3 separate regions of the Homo sapiens genome follow, and regions 1 and 3 are each linked to region 2. Evidence: read pairs that join two places in POLR2A ChIA-PET (ENCODE). Cell type or tissue: MCF 10A. All regions are shown on one strand.

What was found. ChIA-PET counts read pairs that join two places held together with the same protein. Peaks named below come from ENCODE experiments on the same cell type or tissue, not always from the same donor. Only the 100,000 strongest peaks of a DNase experiment are listed, where the experiment ranks them.
Region 1: POLR2A ChIA-PET joins it to region 2 with 16 read pairs; 21 of 35 experiments call an interaction of 5 or more read pairs at or near these places.
Region 3: POLR2A ChIA-PET joins it to region 2 with 18 read pairs; 2 of 35 experiments call an interaction of 5 or more read pairs at or near these places.

Annotation. Positions count from the first base shown.
Region 1 is chr3:120,101,818-120,104,317 of GRCh38, forward strand. All of the region lies in intron 1 of GSK3B-DT (GSK3B divergent transcript), which reads left to right. Among named protein-coding and RNA genes, the nearest start is that of GSK3B-DT, 8.0 kb to the left of the region's middle. In MCF 10A, no CTCF peak of the experiment used is centred here; a DNase peak (open chromatin) is centred at 1,034.
Region 2 is chr3:120,169,147-120,171,646 of GRCh38, forward strand. All of the region lies in intron 9 of GPR156 (G protein-coupled receptor 156), which reads right to left. The region is part of intron 1 of LOC105374065 (a long non-coding RNA gene); the gene reads left to right. Among named protein-coding and RNA genes, the nearest start is that of GSK3B-DT, 75 kb to the left of the region's middle. RefSeq lists a silencer at 1,183-1,407. In MCF 10A, no CTCF peak of the experiment used is centred here; a DNase peak (open chromatin) is centred at 1,255.
Region 3 is chr3:120,112,541-120,115,040 of GRCh38, forward strand. No RefSeq gene overlaps it. Among named protein-coding and RNA genes, the nearest start is that of GSK3B-DT, 19 kb to the left of the region's middle. In MCF 10A, no CTCF peak of the experiment used is centred here; a DNase peak (open chromatin) is centred at 1,201.

The sequences.
Region 1 (2,500 bases), 67 kb before region 2:
TTGAGGACTCAACATGTCCGAGACAGTTGAGTACACTTCTACTTTCTCTAACCACTTCTTGACAATTTGAATACAGTTTTCATTTTTAGTCTTCTTATCAAAAGTGTTCCAATTGTACTTTTTATCCTTAAGGACTTTAAATATGATTATATAGAATTTCATAAATTTTGCTGGCCTGTGTTGGACAACACATGAAAAGACACGAATATCCTAATTCCACCAGGAAGTGCTTGTTGTCTACTGTGTGCCCAGGTCTGTGCCACATATGGTGGGAAACATTTGCTTGCAACAAATTGAGAAAACTGCTGTATATGCTTTAAAACCTAACTGGTTTATTCAACTGCATTTTAAAAATATTTCCAAGGCCAAAGGCTCTTGGACCCTTTTAGAATTAAAAACAAATATCTTACACAGCCATATCAGCTGGAACTCTGAGGAAGCAAACTATCCTATGGAGGTTAAGCTTTTAATCTGGCATGAGAGGAGTTAAAGTGAAGTACTTCTAAGCACCAGAGAAACCATCTAGTGGGAAAAAAAGAATTCATCAACAGGGAGTTGCCAAATGAGGACACGCACATGCTTTGCCTTCATTATCTAACTTTCTTCCAGTATAAATAGAATTACATGGAGGTGTAAGGCATTTCTCTTGATCTCAGTCAATGCTGTGCACATCGTGGGAACTCAGTAAATGTTGGCAAAATGAGTAGTGTGATTGTAATTGAAAAAGCGAAACAATTATAACCATCAAAATTACAACTTTATAAAATATCTGCATATGGACAAGCACTCTGAGAAAATACTCCCCCCAAAAAAGTTGTTTTATTAATTTTTTAGTTTTCTGAATTTTTTCTTACATTAATTTTTTTCCTATTATCGGTTCTACAATATAATTTGAGTATCAAAATTTCTTAATTAGATGCATTCAAATAGAATCACAGCTTGGGGCAAGTCTCCGTTCACCACCAGGCTTCAAACATGTCATGGCATATCTGGCAAATTGGTAGTTTCAGGCTGCCAAGAGGTGATTTACATAAGGGTTTTGGTGGAAAGACTGCCAAGAAGTGTGGATGACAGAGAGGTGGGGGTTGGCCAGACTGCTTTTCAGTCAATTTGCACAGCTACAGTGCACCAGCCAGTGTTCCAGTTGGTCAGTGCCCATGCCATGCCAGCTGTTAATCCTTGGATTGAGGGAATGACACCTTACCTATCTTGAAGATTCATATTCCAATACAGCCTCGTGGAGTCCACTAGGAAAGTACCAAGAGCAGAAATAGGAGTGCACTAAAATCATTACTACATCACACAACATAATCAAAAGATGAGGGGTTACAGCTTGTTGCCACTTGTGCAGAAAATGATGGCACGATTTTGCAGTATTGGAGATTCCAGGAAACAAGCATTTTGATTCTTTGAGGGCCACAACGGAGGTCATGAAGATGTCCAGCAGCACATGGTAATGACCTGGCTTAATGGGGCTGGCTCACTGATGAGTACTAGAAGTGTTCAAGAAAACTCAGCAGCAGATATCCACGTGGCCGCAGATATGCCTTATTCTTGAGCCCATGTAAAACACTGTGTAGGGGCTCTTAGAAATTATGGGCAGAGGATTTTGCAAGGAGCTGAAGTTCGGCATCAGCAAGCAAAGACAGGAGCCAATGAAATACGGATTGCGAAACTATTCCTAATTAGTTCATTATTAATGTAATCAGATAGCTCATATAGAGTTAATGTAATCAATAGCTCATATAGAATATGAGAATGGGAGGTCCATCTGCTGTTTCCTCACTTGGTGGTCCCCATTTCCGCAAGGTTCTTATTTGTGTTACCATTTCACGAAAATGAAAGTATTGGTAGTTTTTAAAAACAGTTCAGGGCTTTTTTTTTTTTAACAACACAACCCATATATGCAAGTCAAATACAATTCTTCATCTGGTGCTCAACCAAAGAAAGAGTGATACATTCCAATACTGGAGGAAAAACTGGCCTGACTAAATTTATTGATATTTAAGGTCTTGTAAAGGGTAATTTTGAAAGTATGTAATTTCCACTTAAAATGCTATTTTAAGAACCTGAACCTTGCTGTAGTAGTTCCTTTTCATGCTGCTAATAACGATATACTCGAGACTGGGTAATTTGTAAAGGAAAAAGGTTTAATGGACTCACAGTTCCACATGGCTGGGGAGGCCTCACAATCACTGTGGAGGGCAAAGGAAGAGGACATCTTACATGGCTGCAGGCAAGAGGGCATGTGCAAGGGAACTCCTCTTTATAAAACCATCACATCTCATGAGACTTATTCACTATCACAAGAACAGCATGGGAAAAACCTGCCCCCATGATTCAATTACCTCCCCCCAGGTCCCTCCCACTACATGTGGGAATTCTGGGAGCTACAATTCGAGTTGAGATGTGGGTGGGGACACGGCCAAACCATATCAGCAAGTGATTTGGATGGGGACACAGCCAAACTTGCATCAAGTGAGGTTTGGCTGTGTCCCAC
Region 2 (2,500 bases):
CGCACAGCAGGAGGTGAGCGGTGGGTGAGGAAGCATTACCACCTGAGCTTCCATCAGATCAGCTGAGACATTAGATTCTCACAGAAGCGCAAACCCTATTGTGAACTGCACATGTGAGGGGTCTAGGCTGCACACTCCTTATGAGAAGCTAATGTCTGATGATCTGAGGTGGAACAGTTTCATCCCGAAACCATCCCCCCACCACTATCTGTGGAAAAACTGTCTTCCACGGAAGTGGTCCCTGGTGCCAAAAATGTTGGGAACCACTCACCTAAAGGAGTGCAAGCATCAGAACTATTGAAGAAGCACAAAGAAATGAAAGGACTGTTGGGCTTAAGCCCCTGCTAGCTTGATTCAGCAGCCCTAGAATGGAGCCCAGGAGACGAAGGAGCCTGGGGCAGTTCTGCTACTGACCTGCCTACTCGCTGGATGTTAGCTGGTAAACAAGTTGTGCCGGAGAGGGCTGGCAGGTGAGAGCTGCAGAGGTGTGCCTGTCCTAACTGCGAGATTGTGGGGCATGAAGTAGGAGTAGGAGTGTTGGCAGTGGGTTGCAGGGAACGACTGCAGCCCAGACATCTTTCTGTGGTGCAGCAGCTGATTCTCTAGTTCAGACTGTGTGTCCATCTCTGGAAACTTCTGATCCTCAAAGGCAGAGCAGGGAGGAGATATTCACAGGGAACGTCTGGACTTGGGGCAGATGACATGGGGTCGAGGGTTCTGGGAAGGCAATAATGTAAGCAAATGTTCTAGAAAGTGCTTGTCTGAACACCAAAATGCTACCTCTTTGTTACTATCATCTTTAGGAGCTGGGCATGAGCATTTGGACCTCCATTTATTATGCCCTAGAAACAAAAGGATGTTCCCTGTGTTAGGATAACCAATACAAATTGCCTAGTTATACCGTCCATAACAGCTAACTAGGACTACTAGTTATAGAGTGAACCTGTGGTTTCATCTCAGGTTTACATGGGAGAGTTGCCTAGAAATGATCCTTTAAGGGAGCAGTAGCTTAAGCAAAATAGTCCAATATTCTGACTAGCAACTCTCCAAGCAGATGCACTGCTCCCCTTGTAGAATTGGGAAGGTGATTTTTCTGATAGTTGGTATTGCTAGTTTCACCCTGGTTGAGTATACTTCTTTTACCATCAGAAGAGAGTCCAGGGCCAGTGAGGGACTGGTGAGTAAGGTAGAAGAGACTTTCAGCTGAGCACATGTGTGCCTGTCCTCCCTCCCTTCCCTCTGCCCGCAGAGTGGTGAGGTCTGGGTGTTGCTGGGTGAGTGCAGATGACTCAAGGACTTGTCAGGGGCAGAATGGATGAGCAATAGGGAAACACTCAGGTGTTTGTGATCCTGGGCTGTGCCAGGCATCTCTCTGAGGATCTCATGGGGGGACCTCAACTCCCTCCTCCACCAGCCTCTCCTCCTGAAGCCCATCGTGCACATTCTCATGTGGGCTTCTGGAGGCCTCTATAGCCTCACAGAGTTAGGAAGGACCCATCGGCAGATGGCAACTACTCCCGTGGGTGAAATCTGAGTGCTGTCTTTTTGTGCCTTATCTATAAACTCCTTTGAGTATAGAAAGATACTATAAACATGGAGTTGGGAAGAAGCTGGCTGGTGACAGATTTAGAAACATCAACCTAAACAGAAAATTTCCTTCTTCCAGAAAAAGAAGTGGGACTCTGTTTTTACCATGGCTGCATACTAATTAGAGGTGTGGTGTGAGGCACTGCCATTATGAGACTGAAATCTGACCTACCACGGCAGCTGCACTTCAATGAGCTTATTAATTATTATTTTTGGCATATTGAGGGAAGCAAAACATCCACCTGCATGTTTCACAGGGGGCAGGCCATAAGGAGACATGGAATTAGCCTCTTGTTTCTATGGTTCAGGTAACAAAAGTAATAGGTTTGTTTACTTGGCTGCAGAGTGTATGAGGAAAGCACTTCAGCCTTGTGGAAGGTTCTGTCTGCTGGCCTTCTCTTAGACAGGGAAGTCAGTGATAGATGTGATAGATGCTGTCCGAAACAGCTTCTGGGGGGACCCCTGGCTATAGAGGCAAGAGGGAAAAGTGTGAGAAGATGGGGCTGCCCAGATCACGGGAAAGTAAGAGGAAGGCCTGAGTGGGGGAGTGGGGCCTGCACAGGAAGGCACTGCACACCATGGGCCAGAGTCAAGGTCTGTACATATGTTGAGCCAGGAGAGATACTCATGTTTCTCTAACGGGCAATGCTGGAGCTGGGGATGCAGATGCTGGAACCTCCTGACACCTGCCACCGGGCCCTAGGACTGGCCGCTTGTTCTCTGGCCTGTTCTGGGAAAGAGATTCCAGGTGTAGCGTGCACTGGGGAGGCCAGCTTCTTACCACTTGTGCACCTGTGCCCATTGAAGGGCTTCCTCTGCAGACTCAAAGCATCTTTTTGGATATAGCAGATTGAGTCCCTGCGTGGGAAACAGGGTAGCATGGCAGAAGTACAAACAGCACGTTGCAAATTAC
Region 3 (2,500 bases), 57 kb before region 2:
AGGATGACAGAAAATGTACCTAATGTTGCCAGGCGCGGTGGCTCACGCCTGTAATCCCAGCACTTCGGGAAGCGGAGGTGGGCGGATCACAAGGTCAGGAGATTGAGACCATCCTGGCTAACACGGTGAAACTCCATCTCTATTAAAAATACAAAAAATTAGCTGGGCGTGGTGGCGAGCACCTGTGGTCCCAGCTACTCGGGAGGCTGAGGCAGGAGAATCGCTTGAACCCAGAAGGCAGAGGTTGCAGTGAGCGGAGATCGCACCACTGCACTCCAGCCTGGGTGACAGTGAGACTCCATCTCAAAAAAAAAAAGAAAGAAAGAAAGAAAGAAAATATACCTAATATAAGGTCAATCATTTGCCTTCTCTTGTTATTTCTGTTCAAAATGTTTTATTTTTCTTACCCTTAAGCCATACTTTCAAACCATAAAGCTATGGGAGGGCAGCAAAGCCTAAGATTAATAATAATATTTAGTGAAGACTAATTATGTGGTAGGTACTGTCCTAGGCACTTGACATGGATTATTACACTTAATCCTTGAAACAGCCTTATGAGAAAGGTGCTTCATAAGTAGGCACTATGAAGTCAATATGATTGCTATTGTACAAATGAAGGAACTGAGGCATGAAGATGTTAGGCAACTTGCCCCGGGGTCACACACACCTAGTTAAGTAGAGAGGGATACAGCAGAAGTTTGGAGAGAAAGTTCTTAATTATACCAATAGGTTATTATCTTTCTCACTTCAGCAGTGGTCATGTCTAATTCAGTCCAAATAATAAGTAACTTATTGCCTGGTGTGACATTAATTTATTTGTTGAATATCTTCTTGGTGCAAAGCCCTGTGCTAGAAGACTTGCACTAGGGGAGATTATAAAAAGAGAAAGATGTGGTCCCTGCCCCGAAGAAAATCAGAAGCTAGTAGGGAAATAGAATAAGAAATAATGAATTCCAATACAAGTAAAACACAGTACATGCTTTAATAGTGCTACAAGCTAAGTGCCACCTGGCCCAGAGGGTGAAGCAGTATGTGTTGGTGTTACACAGGAGGCTTGATTAAAAAGTTTATTTTGGAGTTGAGCCTTTATGGACAAGTAGGATTTTGAGAGGCGGAGAAGTGAGAGAAAGACATTCCAGGCAAGGGAACCACATGGGCAAATACTCACACTGAGTCGCTATTGACTCACTAACCTCAGTGCAGGGTTTGTTCCTGGATTAGCAAGGAGTTTGGCGTTTCTAAGCCTTAGGGTGTATGAGAGGGAGTCCTAATTTGGTAGGCGATAGTAGAAAGGCAAAGTCATAAAATCTCGGAATTGAAGATCCCCAAAGGTCATCTAATTTAGTAACACGTCCAATGCCTAGAGCTCTGCCAAGTCATCATCAAAACTAGGCTCAAATAGTTCTAACATCACATGCATTATTGTCTCCTATGGCAGCCCATCCCATCACTGTCTGAAGTTATATTGCCCATTTATTTATGTGTATTTGCTGATTGTCTGTCATACTAGAACTCAAGTTCCATGATGGCAGAGACTGACTTACCTGTCATGTATCCCCAGTGCCTAGCACTGCAGGCATACAATCAATATTTGTTGAATGCATTCCAGCTCAGGACAGCTCTGACATCTATAAAGTTCTTCAGTAATTTCCACAAGATAGTACTTTACATATATGAAGACAACTAGCCCTCTTTTATCTTTTTCAAGTTAAATATCAACAGTTAGTCAACAATTCCACATGAAAAAATAACTTTGGGCCTTTTCACTATCCTGATCACACTCTCAAATAAGCTCCATTTTGTCTCTATTTCTTTTAGTGTGTTGCTGCAAGAACAGAAGGCAATATTCCAACTCTGTGACCCCCTCAAATTAGAGAGGTCCTATAAGCTCTCTTATTCGAGGTGTTACAGTGTGACCCAAGATGGCACTAACTTTGCTGAGGTCCACTTCACCCTGTTGCCTATGTTTCTCTGATTGTCAGCTAACCTCCTTTCCACTCCCTTCACCAGTTGCTGTGTTCTACTGCTTGCTCACCTGTCTCTTGTCCTGACTTGTGTAGGTAGATTTTGAAAACCAAGTCCACGGCCTTATATTTAGGAGGCTCTTACAGTAATCCAGAACAAAAGATACAAGGTATTGAACTAGAGCAGTGTAGCCAGCAAGGAAGAGACAAAAAGAAAAACATATCTGAGGCATTGTCAATGGGACTTGCAATCTACTGATTTAGTGACCACTAGCACGCTTTCTCAATGGATGCCTCTCTCTCCAGACCACGTATGAATTTGGAGTCAATTCCCAGTTTCTCCCTACCTCACTGTCTTTGAAGCAAGCATGCGACTCTTTTGAAGTCTTCTATACATTTTTTTCCCAAGTTACTGTCTATAAAAATATATTAGGAAAGTTCAAAGGCAGCAAGATTTCTAGCCAGGATGACTGAAAAGATGGTAGTTCCATGACTAAGGTAGGAAATCCAGGAGAAGGACCAGATATTAAGGTGAT